Regions from separate parts of the Homo sapiens genome. Here region 2 is linked to region 1. The links are chromatin loops, found by intact Hi-C in ENCODE. Cell type or tissue: endothelial cell of umbilical vein. All regions are shown on one strand. Each heading gives the region's core, and the rest is flanking DNA. Links, peaks and the distances in the headings are about the cores only.

What was found. Peaks named below come from ENCODE experiments on the same cell type or tissue, not always from the same donor. Only the 100,000 strongest peaks of a DNase experiment are listed, where the experiment ranks them.
Region 2: a loop joins it to region 1, with 4 times the contacts of the local background. A loop is called at or near these places in 2 of 110 quality-filtered maps.

Annotation. Positions count from the first base shown.
Region 1 is chr14:33,675,792-33,683,579 of GRCh38, reverse strand. It overlaps NPAS3 (neuronal PAS domain protein 3), which reads right to left. Exons shown (of 12, transcript NM_001164749.2): 6 at 7,195-7,369. Among named protein-coding and RNA genes, the nearest start is that of SNORA89, 29 kb to the left of the region's middle. In endothelial cell of umbilical vein, for the core only: no CTCF peak of the experiment used is centred there; a DNase peak (open chromatin) is centred at 3,799; H3K27ac peaks cover 1,626 bases.
Region 2 is chr14:33,471,933-33,479,720 of GRCh38, reverse strand. The region is part of intron 4 of NPAS3 (neuronal PAS domain protein 3); the gene reads right to left. Among named protein-coding and RNA genes, the nearest start is that of SNORA89, 230 kb to the left of the region's middle. RefSeq lists enhancers at 1,464-2,029, 3,595-4,205. In endothelial cell of umbilical vein, for the core only: a CTCF peak has its summit at 3,876 (motif pointing left); a DNase peak (open chromatin) is centred at 3,900.

The DNA of each region.
Region 1 (7,788 bases), core at 1,651-5,650:
TTTGGACAGGGAGGAAACTTCTGTGCAGTGGAATGTATTAAAAGCAAATAACTTGTACTTTGTTCAAGGCAAGAGCTATAGAAATAGAATTTATAATTTTTAATTATCCAATGACAGAGACGGCCACCTTTTTTTTTTTTTTTTTTTTTTTTGAAATGAGGAAAAACAGGTCATAATTAACAGCTTGTCTTGGGTTTCATTGTAGAAACTTGCAAAATACATCCCTATCAATCACTATTGGCAAAGAGAAGTCAAAATTATGACCTAGAAAGCTGTATGAAAAAACTGTTAAAAATAATGGGTTTAAAAAATTGACTTCCTAAACCTTCAATAGAAGATTTGGAAAAAGAATGCTGCATATAAACTGAGAGAACCTACTGTATATTTTGATAAGAGGCCTGTGCTTCTATTATTCAACAAAACATTTGCTACCCTGCAAATATCACTGTATTAATTTATATAAAAGCTGTATTTTTTTTCTGAGTTGTAACCACTGTGATTTAAATTTTGAAAGAGAAGAGAAAGTTAGTTTCAGAATGGCATGCAGAACTGTGCCAAGATCCAACATCTTCTCTGGGAACAAAAGGGAGGCCGCCCTTCTGTAGCTAGTTGCGTCATCAACGTGTGGGTCAAGGAATTAGGTCCCAAAGGATTCCTGGGGTTGCAGCTGTGCCTTCTGGGAGCTGGCCTAGAAGGGTGGAGCTCAGCTATCGGGCCAGGAGAGCCTAGTGGGAAGGAGAGATTTTACTTTAGCTCCCTCAGGCAAGATTCTAAAAGTACAGTTTGCTTTGCAAATGTTCTCATTTTACACACAAGCACACCAAAGTGTGAACACACACAAATTAAGGTGATAAGTATGCCTAGGCCTTGCATACCAGAAAAAAGCAATGGAGAACATTTTTCCCTTCTGTGGCAGTTCCAGGGGATCTTGTTTAGCTTAGCTGGGGATAAAGGTGACAGTTAAAAATAGCCTACTTCGCTCATGAAAAAATGGTACTGCATCAAGGTAGCTTTTTTGAGGCAAAAGAATCATTCTAGGTTTGGCAAGGTAGTCCTTGTAAGAGCACTGGCTTGCTTTTGGAGTGCACCCATCATCTTCATTTCAGGATTGGCAAGAAGGTAAGTTCTTAATGATGACATAGTTAAGAAACACAGATAATTTTGGATAAAAGCTGTGTTTATGCCTAAATGATGATCTCTTTGGGTTACACAAAAGGATTAGTAGTGAGGCTGCTTTCTGACTGCTAGATTTGCCGCATACAGGCACAGCTGGGTATTAACAGAAGTCAGACCGATTTGGGGGACTCGTGAACTTGTCCCGATCATTGCTACAGCCCCAGTAGGAATGCATTTTAAATCAATCCATCAGAGATCACTATGGTAGTTTATCTGATGGATTTATCTTTGCCTATAGTATATGAATATGGAAAGCAATTAAATGTGTGTTTACAGTTTGATAAACATTCATCATAAATTATACATTTTAATTTCATTTATTAGTTGGGGACTATGGAAAGCAGGAATTTCATTGCATACAAACTGCCATTCAGATTGAAGGATTAGCAGTTTCCTGAAAAGGTGCAGTAATTGTCCAAACAAATTCCATTTCTATGTTAAGTTAGTCACTACACTGTTTGTTTGTATTCAGAATTTTGGAAAGGCAAAAGTAGCATACCACTCGACTACACTGTTTGTCACTTACCCTTCCAATAGCTCTAACTCTGTCATTAAGTATAAATCTAGTGTGAATGAACTTTCTATCATTTGACACTTTGTATGAATGCTGTACTCACCATGTGAATTTTGAGCCCTATTTATGTATAAAAGAACTTGGTCCAATCTTTTAGTATTAGCATGCTGAGCAGTCTCCATGATATTATCTCACCATAAAATGACTCCAAAAATCTCAGTTATTAATGGGATTAATGGTGATAACATAATTCCAGAAAGTTGCTACTCTATATGTAGATATATTGGCAATAAAAATCAGTCACTGTATGCCTTTCCCCAGTAGGGGATCTCTCACTTTTCCCTGATTTTTAAAGGCTTCAGATCAATAACTGGAGTGACATTATTAACAGCTCCCTCAACACCTTGGCCAGCGCTAATATTAAATCCATTACACCTTCTGTTTGACATTTGCAGTACAGCAGAAAGTGCTGTAGATACAGTCACATTGTCTGGGGACTGGGGTTGGATGTGGGGTTAGTAAGATGGTTTCCCTTGCCTAACTTCTAAATTCAGTTCATTGATAGAAATCTTGACCCAATACAAAAAATATCCCTTCACAACAATATACCAGATGGTAAATAATTCACCCATAGAAGTACAAGTATATGTCATATCCAAGCCGTTTTTTTATACAAAATATTGATCCGATCCTCAGATAAATTTTTACGTTCTTTATGGTTATTCCTAGACATTTGTTAGTCTAATTATACCGCTTACTGTGAAAATCATCTAATGATGTCAGAGGAATTGAGCTCCTGTTTCTGTAGAATTAGGAGTAGTCAGCAATTTACCATAGCACAGAGGCATAAGTTGAAACTGAAGTTTATTTGCATTCAGGCAAGTACTCTACTGTTTCCATTTTGCTGGCCTTAAAAACATTCGGGACATAGCGTAAGTATAATAGCATAAAAATCATACTACTATAATGATGATCCTAATGCCACAAAACAGGCTAGATTTTGCCTGAAAATTTAGACAAAACATGATAACCCATACTTTACACAACCAATGGGTTAGCCATGCAGCTGTAGTTATTCATCATCCAAAGTACTGCCTCATGCATTTTGCTAAATTGTCTAAATCCTGGTACAGTATTGATTTTCCCCTCTATGAACTCACACCCACCCAAAAAGCCACAAGAGCCCCTTGCCCTGGCTGAGTTCTCTCTGAAGTAGGATCCAGGCATGTTCTTCCTGACAGGGGTCCTACAGAAGAAACTGATCACTCGCTGGTGGGAAGCAAACCACTGGAGACAGAAAGGGAATTTTATCTTAGAGAAACATGAAAATGAAAAAGCTAGTTACCAGAAGTATATGCATTACAATCTTATTTTAGAAAGAAATACAAAAAACCCCACCAAACACATACATACCTACATACACAGGAACAGGAACAGAAACTAAATCTAGGAGGGTACGTAGTGCATATATATGAATAATGGTTATTTCTAGATAGTTGGGATGGTGGTGGTCTTTACTCCTTTTTCCCTGAATTCAGGAAGAAGGAGTAAAACACAACACTTTTACAGCCTAATATAGAGAATATTACTATTTGCCTTCAACATAGGAAGAGTTTTAAAGTTCCTCCAGGATTTCTTGAGAGCTGCTTTTCTGTTTACTAAGCATTTAAAAGGCATGGCACTGAAATTTAAGAAAAAGATGAGGATAGTACTCATAATCCCAAGATGGCAGAATCATTAAGAGTAATAATGAAAAGGCACAAGTAGATCTGCAAAAAGAAAACCCTCCAAATGCCATTGGTCAGAGGTTCTGTGCTCCTCATACTGCGGGAGCCTGCAGGACAGCAAAGGGCAGTCTCTTCCAAAATGTTCCAGTCAACCCCTAAATAGGCACTCTCGGACTTTATAACATTTTAAACAAGGCCACTCATTTATCTTTTGCCTGACTTAAGATTTCTCTGAGATAATACATTGACTAAACTGTTAAAAAATGTGCATACATATAAAATATTTATTTGGGTTTGCTGTACAATCAATGGATCTTTTTTTTCTCCTCCATTATCCTGAGGCTGAGTCAGGACAAGACAATCTCAGGGCTGACAGTTCAAAGAGACAGAATTCCTATTGTGGCATAGTATCACTGCCTCTTAGGCTGGCTTAGTCACTTATTTCCTTCTATTATAATGCCAAATGTTATTTAGATTCCAGTCATTTAGTAATGCTACACTGAACACATCAGGGCTTCTGAAAAATTCCATACCTACTAGTCCTTTCATTTTCATAATAACCATATATCAATATCCCTTTCCCAACTAAATTACACCGTTTAAAAAAGAATCTGTGTTTTATCAGAGTTCAAGAGATTATGATGCAATGAACAACAGTCTTCAAAAATGTTCCTTCATGTTAGTTATTAAGAATTAGGAAATCTTGTTAAAATTCTTTCAGCTTTTAAGAAACATAAGCAGCTTTGTGATGTAGTGCCTGACATGAACTTTTTAAGTAATTCCCTTGGAGCCATCATCTGCATTAGTGAAGATATTTCATTTAAGGTAGCACCCTACACTGCTTTTCAGTATTTGAGCAGTCAGTCAATCTCATTGCTCTTTTAAGCCCCAGATAGAAAATAACCAACACTGCAGACTTTGAAGGTTAAGGTAGCTTAACGTTCTCTACTGGTGAGAGTCACATTCACCATCAAGGAAGAGGGCCTCTTCTTATGCGAGTGTAGCTGATGAGCCCAAGTCAAGTGATGTGGAAGGCAGAGTTTTCAATCTCACTAGCAAGGATGGCTAAAGGAAGGCTGGTGAAGGCAGGGGAAGGAAACCTAAGTAAATTTGTAGTATCTTTCAATCACACTTCAATGTTAAATGATTGATAGAGTACCTTTAAAGGAGAGAGTTAACAGTTGAAGGAGATATATATTCTCCTACAGTCTAGAAGTAATAATCTGTAAGAACTGTGTTCTACTAGTGTACCTAGGGTTATTTTATGCATGCTAGGGCTTCATAGAAGGCATGGGATTTATGAGAGTTCTTATATTGACATATTTATTTGGGCTTGCTGTCGTATTTAGACTCTAGCCTAGGATACTCTAGCAGAACTGGTTTACAGGCTGTGGATTTTTTTTTTTTTCTCCCAAAGTCTCACTGTCAACATGTATTTGGGGAGACATCAAACTCAGTATGAATTGACAGGATGATCTAGCTTCCAAGAAGACCAAATTTAACCTCAGGCTGCATTAAGAGAAGTATAGTAGCCTACCCTGAGAAAGGTGACAGTTCCTCTGCTTTGCACTAATCAGAATATATCTAGAGGGCTGTGCTATTCTCTTCACTGTATTTTTAGAGGGTTCTCTGCAAACTGAAGCACAGCCAGGGCAGGATGACTAGGATGGTGAGGCTTTTAGGAACACGCCATTGAATAAGGGTTGTGAATTAGCACTGTTTGACCTGGAAAGGAGAAGGATGACAGGAGGAAAGGAGGATCTGATGTAATTGACTTCACATGTGTGAGAAGCTAGGATAGGGAAGAAGGAGTAAATCAGAAATGTCCCAGAGGGCAGACCTTGGATCAGTGGGAAGTTGCAGCGAAGCAGATTTGGGCTCCATATCAGGCATAACTATCTACGAGAACTACTCAACAAGGGAGTGGGCAGCCTCGCAAGTTCATGAGCTTCCTATCAGGGCAGAATCTAGCAGAGACTGGAAAGGCTGCCTGCTGGTTTTGCTGTAGAGATTTGGCTGCGTATGTTGGAGGTTGGATAAAAGGATCATGAAGATCCTTTCAAACTTGAGCATTTGTGATTCAAGGAAACAAACTTTTCTAAGACCTTCCCTCATACAAAGGCTTAGAAACTTAAATTCTTTCATGCTGCGTGTTTGAGTCATGAGGAAGAGGTTCTCCAACATCAGGATGAAAGAGTAGAAAACCGTTTGCATGTGCTGTTTCTCAAATATGCCCAGATATGAACATTCTATTGACTAAAAAACAGTTCCAGTTATCTCGCTGACATAGCTGCTCAGTAAAGTCAGTGAGCTATGGTATAAGAATATATCACTTGCCCACCTGAACAAAAGTATTTTCATTTTTAAAAGGTAAAGAATAATCTTAAATATTCTCTTTTCTCATGTGTGGGGCTCACTGAAGAAGGATGATCACCAATGCTAAGAATAATGAATGCCCTAGAAACTACAGTTAACTTCAGTGAGGAAAATGGATTGGTTCTTAAAATACTTCCAAGAGTCAAATGTGTGTTGTTTTTTTTTTTTCCTTCTGTGTGAGAAAACATATCGTGATTACTTCTAGGCAGGCCAAATTATTGTCTTCGAAGTATGTTGAGTTATTTTAATGTTAATCTTAACATAGGTTTTTCTATTTTTCTTGTTAATAAAATGCTTTTGTATTACGAATCTATTTTAAAACAACAGATCAAGTAAAGTACAAGCATCTTTGAAGAGTGAAAAAATAATTTTCCAAGTAAGCAAATACAACTTTGCACTTCAAATCAGGCCTTGATTCATCAAAAAATCTTAAACTTCTCATGAGAAAAATTAACATTTAAACCACTGCTGCTTGGCCAAGCACTCCACCACACAAGAATATGAAATATCTCCTCTAAAAAAGTACAAAAAGGACAAAACCACAAATGTGGAACTTCAATTAATTTAAAGCCCCAATCAGCAAAGAATAAATCCTTCGCAGATCTAATTACCAGCGCTCTCGGAAGACCCAGGCCGACCAGCCAATCTTCCCCGTGTTTGAACAGCTTGATGAACTAGGGGACTGATGGATATCAAGTCATTTTGTTTAATTTATAAATGGATTTTCCCCTAATACTTAAATTATCATCAGTACAACACAATGAAAATGGGAACATTCTGAATGCAAAGTCTATAAGAGTCCTGGAAGGAATCCCAATGAGGAATGTCACCTCTGTTCATTCCTCTATACAATTGATCTAATTAAATACTGAGGGTAGAAAGGCAGTTTAAAATGTAGCCATTTCTGTTTTCTTTTTAGCCTTAATTTATCTGTTCACATCTTTCAAGTACCTTCTGATGCTTTAAAAAAATAAAGAAACCAAGATTTCTACAAGTCCCTGATACTTTTAATTCTCCACGAGCTACTATTTGGAATGCCTCTGCCATAGATTTTGCTGAATAATAAATAAACGCATTACATTTAGCCATGGTAACAATAAAATGAAGAGGGTATTCCAAATCGGAAGCTGTTCCCTCTAGTAATTTGAAAGAGAAACTAAAAGAACTAGTACCTTCTACATGTATTGTTCAACTGAAATTAGATCTCTGGATTATACTTATTAAAATGTCTCCTTATTTTCAGATCTCTTCCTTATTTAATTACTGCATGGGACTGGAAGCTGCATGGAATTGTTAAATACCCTTAGACCTATTTATAGTCTCTTCACATGGGTAACTTGAGCACACTCATTTGGCAAAGGTCCTGCCCACCAACCCACACACTGGGTTTGCAATTCCCACCTGGCTCGGGGGTCTCCGACTGAGAGGAGGAAGATGCTGAGCTGGCTCCGTCCTCAGCAGTGCCCTGTGACAGGAGACCCCGCCCAGGGGGGAGCTTCATGCCCAGCTGCTCAGCCATCTCCACGTGATCTCCGGGGTGGACATAGTCAAAGACACTGCTGCCTGTCAGCTCCACCTAGAGGGCGAGAGAAAGGGTGGGAAGGAAAGACATTATATAGGCTTCTCCATTTTCAAATTCAACACAGTGATTCAGATTCTGAGTAGAAAAGAAAATACATTCAGGTCCCAGAAACAATCCTGGTTCTGTCTTCATCTTCAAATACTTAAGAATTCTTGAGGTGAAAGAGAAAGATTTTTTCACATGTATTTATTTAGCAATTGTTAAGCTCAGTTTTTTTTTTTTTCCTCACACACTGTTGTTTGCATAAAGCCAAACATTCTGTGAAATGTGGACGAGTCTGCCTTGTATTCAGCTGTTTTATCCACGCATCATCAAATACTTGCGTGTTTGGTGTCAACCACATGATTGACTGAATTCTACAGTTTTCTTATTGAGAAGTTTGGGTTTTGGATAGGAACAGCTATAGAAACAGC
Region 2 (7,788 bases), core at 1,439-5,438, 200 kb after region 1:
GGAGATCAAGAAATATTGATTGGCGCTTGCTAAGATGGAGAGACTGACCGAGGAAAAGTGCCCACAGAGTGTCGGTGTTCTTTTGATGCTGCCAACTCCTATAAGAACTTTGCTGTACCCTCTAGGGATCACAAGCTGCACTTTGAAAACATGGCTTTAGAGCTTTTCTTAACAGCACACAAACAGAAATTCCTTTGGGGGTAACTTGTTTTATTTTATTGTCATCTATAACATTTGCATTAATGATGTGACAGAGTGACAAGTGGGTGAAGGGTGGTCTAGATAAGCATCTAGGTGACAGTGACCTCCTGTCTTCACTAGGGACCTCACAGTTTGGGGGTGGGGTAGTAAGGCTAGTCTACACTCTGCTGGTAGAGACTAGTGGTGATGGTACCAGTAATATACATCTAGTGGCAAAGCATATATATTTATTACCCTTGCTAGAGCGAGCTGTAAGTGCAGGCAACATGCATGCATTTAACATTAAAAAGGAAAAGCATACTCTTCATAAACATGCATTTGCTAATCTTAGTTGGCATAATGAAATAGCTGAGGTACCTTAGCACAAAGAAATATTAAAGCGCATTGGTTTAACAATAATGTCGTGCTTTAACTGCACGTTTATTTTCCTTAGCCTTTTATTGCCATAATGACATTGGTTAAGTTAAATAGAAGTCAGCATCATTTGGCCGGAATTGACAACAATTAGGAAAGCTGCCTAGCTGTGATGTTTCTACCTTCCCTGATAACTATGGCCAATGAACAAGTTATTGTGTCTAAGGAACTCCATGGTAGAAGAGACTTTAATGAGATTGGCAGCCAGAGAGTTAAAGGCAAATTCAAGGCCATGAGATTAAGGCTCAGGGTAAAAGGCTTTTCAACCCTGGACCTCAGCCAGGATATCAAAAAAGAAGATAACACAAGTATAATGTTTTCCAATTGCCAGTGTGCCGTTTCCAAATATTTGACTATTCTGTATCAATGTTTAAGTTTTAGTTCATGAGATTACAGGGCTATTCAAGATCATTAATAGTAGTCCCTGTTTTGCCCAAACGCAACTTTCTAAACATACAAAATTCATCAGGCCTGGTAGTGATCCTGCAAAACAGAGTGAATCTAACACAATAGAATTCCAGGTATGATATAAATCAAATTTTACTTCATCTGTCTTCAGGGGTGGGAGACTGGCAGAGTTCTAATCATATACATATTTAAATTTGTAATCAGACTCCTTGGGAGGACAGGCTGTTGTGTTTACCAGGAGCTTATCGCTAAGGCTTCTGGGGACTAAGAATGGTTGGTTGTAAATCCTGTCATTTTGGTGACTTAATATTTTATATTATCATGATATTAGCATAATTGTGACCTCTGCATTGTAGCATTTTATGTGTTTCCAGTGTAACTTTTGATGCTTTACTAAAGTCAACAAAAATTCCCATTATTCCCTCTTTTAGAGCACATTTGGCATGAAGTATTAAGGTTGATTTAATGTTATTAGTGCTTAAAGTGGTGCAAAATCCATGAATATACACATCCATCTCCCAGTTCACCGTAACACTGCCATAAAATGCTAGGAAATGAGTGATAAACATTTCCTCTCCGTTTTTTCTCTTTCCCTAATTTTTCCTGCTGGAGGCTCTGCCTCTACCCAGAGGGCATGCGAGTGTTGCCAGTTCCCCCACACAGATCAATCACTAGGGCTTCCACATGCCCACATAATAGCACAACAGGAGAGCTTGGCTCAGCTGCAAGCCTCATTAAAACTATTCTCAAAGTAACAGCAAGGTTTGGGGAGCACTCTACTTGGACCAGACTCTGCATATTTTCCAAGATAATGACCACAGAAGAAGCATTAGAGGACATAGTTCCTTTTATTTGTGATTTTGGCAAGTTACAAAAAATAGTGAAGCAAAGCTAAGTATTTCAAAGGATGTCCAATGGCAAACTCTTTTTTTGAAATTCTTAGTGAAAAATTATTACTATGGTAAAACTACTGAGGCTTGAAGGGCTGTAAGGGGCAAATGAACTTGGAGAGACTAAGAAGCTCCGATTTTCTGGCTTTTGGATCCGAAGTGTTTAATCAGAACTAGCAGGGAAACCTAAGTCCAGAAGTCACCCCATCATGGGTCCCAAAATATTCCATAGGCTACTTATATGGCTGTGTGTGTGTGCTGTGTGTATGTGTGCTATGAGTGCATGAGTACGTATGTTCTGTGAATGAGCGTGTTGTATGTGACTGTGTGTTTGTGTGTGTGTTGGGCACATGATCACGTTATCTCTGTTCAGAGTTAGGGATGGACGGTGAGAGCAATGTCAACATCAAAACACAGGAGTCCCAAGTTGATTTTTCCCGTAGATCCCTGTATCATATCCTCTTCTGGGTAGCTTCTCTCTTTCCATAGTGAATCTGGGAAGATATTCCATTACCACAGCAATCTAATGTGTCCACAGTTTGGAAAGAAGAAACTAAAAGGGTTCTGAGAAAAGCATCCTCTCTTTCCACCCCTACCCCCATCACCAAAAGATGAAAGATGGTAAATAGGATCTATTTTTAAAAGACAAAAGAAGCTGAAATTATTAAATCCAGAAGGCAACAAAAGGCTAAAAAGGGTGAATTTATCATTGCATGTGTGTACACAAAGTATTTTTATAAAAAGGGTGTTGACAAACTCTTTTCCACCTCTAAGGAAGACAGAGCAAGATATTAATATTGTAAGATGAATTATTTAAATAAAAGAAAAAGAGAAAGAAGTCCCTGCCTCTTAAGATTTTAGAAAGAGATACTTTGAAATCATGGGCATTTTACTCCAATTCTATTCTCTGTCAAACACTGTCATTTCCAAGTGGTTCCCCAAAAGTCTGTGAGGGTGCAAAATGACTAAAGCAATACAAAGAAAGGCACAGCAGGCAAACTACCAATATATGATGCGGTTCCTGTAGCTCTGAAACAAATACCCCACAAGGTAAAGGGGCCAGGTGGAAAAGCCATGAAAATTGCCATGATGAGAATCCTTAAATAATGAAGTTCCAGTATTTGCTCATTCCCCACATTTTATATTGATGAAACAGAAACAACTGTCCCAAAGTGGGATGGATTTGGAATGAGAAAATGAATAAAAAAATACTCATAAATGTTTAAATTGGGGAATACTAAATTGACAATAGAGGGGTGTATTTTTTCCATTAAGTAGTGTTCAAGTATGATCAAAGTTGTGTAGAAATACCGACATTCAGAGAGGGAAGATTAATATTTATTTGCTTCCACTTCTTATTCTAATGATAACTCTCTACTTAATTGGCCTAGTTAATTTATGAAATCAAATCTAGATCAGTGAAATTGACAAGTAGTCATTGAGGAAAGGATATTACAGTTTAAAAGCATGAAGGATAGCAGTATAAATGATATATGCTATGCTATTAAGCAAGTCACTATAAAGTAAATTACAATGAGCATAGAGGGAATGCATTTTACTGTGTCAAAAACATATTTTTATGCAATGTTCAAACTTTATGTTGAATGGTCAATCTTGACAACAAGATTTCTCTTTCTGACAGCTCATATCTATATTTGGATAAAAACCAACAACGTATTAGAAAGGAAGTAAACTGTACATGGGATATAGCGCTAAGGAAAAACCATCGTTATGTTTGCAAGTCTGTGCCTTTTAGGGAGTCTGTAAGGCACGTCTTATTCTTCACCAGGGAAAGCGCAGCCATGGCTTACTAGTAAATCACGTAGTTTCTCATCAAACGGGAAGTGAGGCTCTAGTCCCATCTCAAAGTGAGGATAGCTATGGTCCTTCTCTGGAAGGCAGAGAAGCCAGGCCAGGCAGCTGGCAGAATTTATTTCACTCTGGTCCATGCCCCCTCTGGTGGCTGAATGCCAGGGTGAAGTAACACAATGAGAAATTGCTTCCCTCTCAGTGGGAGGTGCATTGTTTTCTCTCCCATTCACAAAGGCCCACAGCATTTCCTCAGGCAATTCAGTTTACCTTTAACCCCAACTCTCCAAACCAGAACTAGAAATGCTGTTGTCAAAGAAGACTTCCTCAACAAAACATATAGCAACGGCTTGATGGAAACCAGGAGTGTATAAGGATTTCAGACAGTTCTTGAACTAGTATCTGCTCAAAGATCTGTTTATAAAATTAGGCTTTTTTTTTTTTTTTTTAGATCTTAGTTCTTCCTAGCTCCATGGAAATTTCAGACACATAAAAACTTAAAGTAGGCAAGACTGTGGCATCGATATGCTTTGCACACAGTGAGCACTCAACAGATGTTCTCTAAGTTAAAATGACAAAATCAGACCTATGATTTTTGATGTAAAGAAAAATGCATCAAATTTGTTTTATTCTAATTCTTTTTTAATGTGCATTATTAACTGCATCAATAAGCATGTCAAGTATCCAAACACAACAAAAGGGGAAAATCTTTTATATATTCCATGCCATTATTCTTAAAACTTTCGTGATTAAGATCTATTAACTACAAACATTCTCCAGAATTCAATCTGAGGCCTTCTCTTTTCGTTTTATTTATTCAGAGCTTATCACATTAGATCAAAACTTCTATGTTGATGACTCGATATGTCCTGAACTGATTTTATGTTTCCATCTATGTGGCTTGAAAAAAATTCATTAAAGGTTGAGAGGGTAGGAGTGCATGTCAGCTTCGGAATCAATCAAATCTGTGTTCATTTCCCAGCTAACCCACTCACAAATCACATTACCTTGGGTAAACTACTTAATCTCTCTGAGGCTCAGTTTTCTCATCTACAAAATGGGAAAAATAAAACTTCCTCCTTCACTTGTTGACAGTTTAAATGCACTAAAAATGGGTAAGGTACAGTTAGCATAAGACTACTTGAACTTCATAAGTAATCAGTAAAGTTATTTATTTTTATTTTATTATTGACACCACAATTCATCACAGTTACCCAAACCAAAAACCTAGGCATTGTAATTTTTCCCCTTTCTCTTCACCTCTCACGTTACTAAGTTTTGCTAGTTTAACTTCCTAATCATTCTCAAATTTATACCCTTCTCTTTATCCCTCCTTCCCTGTTCTAGGTCATGGTATGAGCTCTCATTCTCTCTCTCTCTACAAGTAACTTTAAGAAGTTAAATTTGTTTGGTCTAATTAAAAAGCAATCTATTTTTATGCAAAAAGAGTATAGAAATATGTAAAATTAAAGGCGATAGTTTCCTGTAATTTTACCTCCTCTCCGTCCACAAAAGACTTTTGACATTTTTCTGTATATTCTCTTCATTTTTCTTCTATGCATAAAGTAACACATATGTTTTGTATGTTTGTATAGGCAGTTTCCTTGATTATTTTTACTAAACATACTGTAGTTATCTTTCCTTGTCAATATAATCCAGATATATTTCTTTATAATGATCATGTAATATTCCATTTCACATATTTATGGTCAAACTTCTACTCAGTTCATTAATTACAGCATAAATTACTTCTACAAACCTCCTAATAGTTTCCTTTCTAACAGTCTTTTCCCCCTCCAATCTATACCCCATGAAGCAAACAGACTAATCGATCCAAAGTTCAAGCTTGACTCTGTAGTGTCACTGCTTAATACCCTGCATTGATCCTCATTGCCCTGGAGAAAGCGAACGTTCCCTATGGGGTGCAGGATCTCAGTGATCTAGACTCTGCCACCTCACCAGCTTCAGACACTACCATTCCCTGCCTTAATCTTTGCTTGTGATTCCTTGAATAGTACCATATGTTTCTGCTTTCTAGAATGCAGGTGTTGACCAACTTTTTGTAATGGGCCATGTAGTACATATTTGAGGCTTTGTGGATCATATGCCTTCATCACATCTACTTAACTTTGCAATTGTAGTGCTAAAGCAGCCACAGACAACACTGAAATAAATATTGCTGTGGTTCCCATAAAACTTTCTTTACAAAAAAATCAGGCAGCAAGCTAAACTGCATAATTTGACAACTTTGTTTCTAGACAATTTTTCAGTTCAGGTGACACTCCTTCCAGAAAACTTTCTCTCTATTTCCAGTTCTAACTCTCTTCCCATTACACTCAATGCAAGAAGAACACATTGCCTTCTAAAACTGTCGATGTATGTGTTTGGTTTTCTCAGCAGATTATTAACTCCTTGAGGGCAGGACTATGCTTTCTGCCCATCTTTGTGTCTCTAGTACTTACATGCATGACACTTAGTAAGTACTCAATAAATATTCAGTAGATGAATGAATAAATCTCTGGAAAATTATTTTTTAATTATTACTTTGTTCTCTCTAGAAAACATTCCAATTAGGTGATCCGCATTCTCTGAAAGCTAATTAAATTCATCAACTTCTTTCCTCCAGCATCTTTTAACTAGGACTTGCATGTGAATCATGTGGAGGGCTTAAAACACGGGCAGTACTGGGTCTGCTGACAGAGGATTTAGACTCAGGAGGTCTGAGTGAGGCCTTGCATTTATATGTTTTAAATGCCTATTAGGTGAAGATTCTGATGCACGTTCCAGTCATGATACTGATAGAATGCTAGCGTCTCTGCCAATTTCCCAGTTTCCATCAGCCAACCTCCCGGTTCTCCTTGACAATGTGGTATTCTCAGGCCAGGCCTACTCTGCAAAATCTCTCTTTTACTCTGCGAAATCACTATCTTACCCTCATATTTTTATTCTTGACCACAAACACTCTGCAAAGCTCAAGCAAACATGCTTACAGTTCCCCCCGCAGGAAATTTCCGTTTAGATCCACTACTGTTTGATTGGGTTTCGGCTGTTTTTGCTTTTTAAATGGTTTCCATCCGCATTCTATCTCTAGGTTTTCTTATAAGCCTTTTCAAATCCTTTTGGAAAGTAAAATAATATAATCATATCAATAATAAATGTCTTTTTTTTTCTGCTTTGCACACATTTTTTGACTTCTAATCCACCCTCCACCCCACCCCATATACACGCATAGCAAAACCTGCTTTCACACAGGTTTCTCTGAATAAAAGGCAACTTCATCCAGCCACTGAGGACAAAAACACTGGAGTCATCCTTGCCAGTCCTATGGGCTTGACATTCATTTATACAGAATGTGATCATTTCTCACTAACCTCCACTGCTATCAGCTGATTCAAGTAACTACTGTCTCTAGCCTAGAAGATTGTAATACCTTCCTAGTCTTCCAACTTCCAGCCTATTCTCAACAGTCTGTTAGAAAAATGACAGTTAGAGGTGATTCTTTTTGTTTGTTTTTTAAAAACAGCTTTATTGAGATATAATTCACATTAAAGGTATTGTTGTAAAGCCTAAGTCAAATCTTGTCACTCCTTAGCTCAAACCCATCCCACATGGTTTCCCCAAATTACTCAAAATAAAGACAAAACTCCTTACAAAAAGTCTTCAAGGCCCCCTACATCCTGCAAAACCCTCTTACCTCTCCAACCTAATCTCTTCCTCTGGCACATGCCCCTCCAGCCACACTGCATTGCCTGGACAGCTCTTCTCCCAGTTATCTACATAACCTCAGCCCCCTCCCTTCCTCAGGTCTCTATTAAAATGTCACTTTCACAGTGAGACCTTCCTGGATCAACAATTTGTAACTGCAGTCACCTCCAGCACTTCCTATTCCCCTTTTAATCATTTGACATACATATAGTTTACTTGCTTGTTCTCTCCTCCAGCTAGAATACAAGCTCCATGAGGGCAGAGAGGGAGACAGTGACAGATCATCAGCCATTAGATTCTAATAAGGAGTGTGCAACCTAGATCCCTCACATGTGTAGTTCACAATAGAGTTTATGCTTCT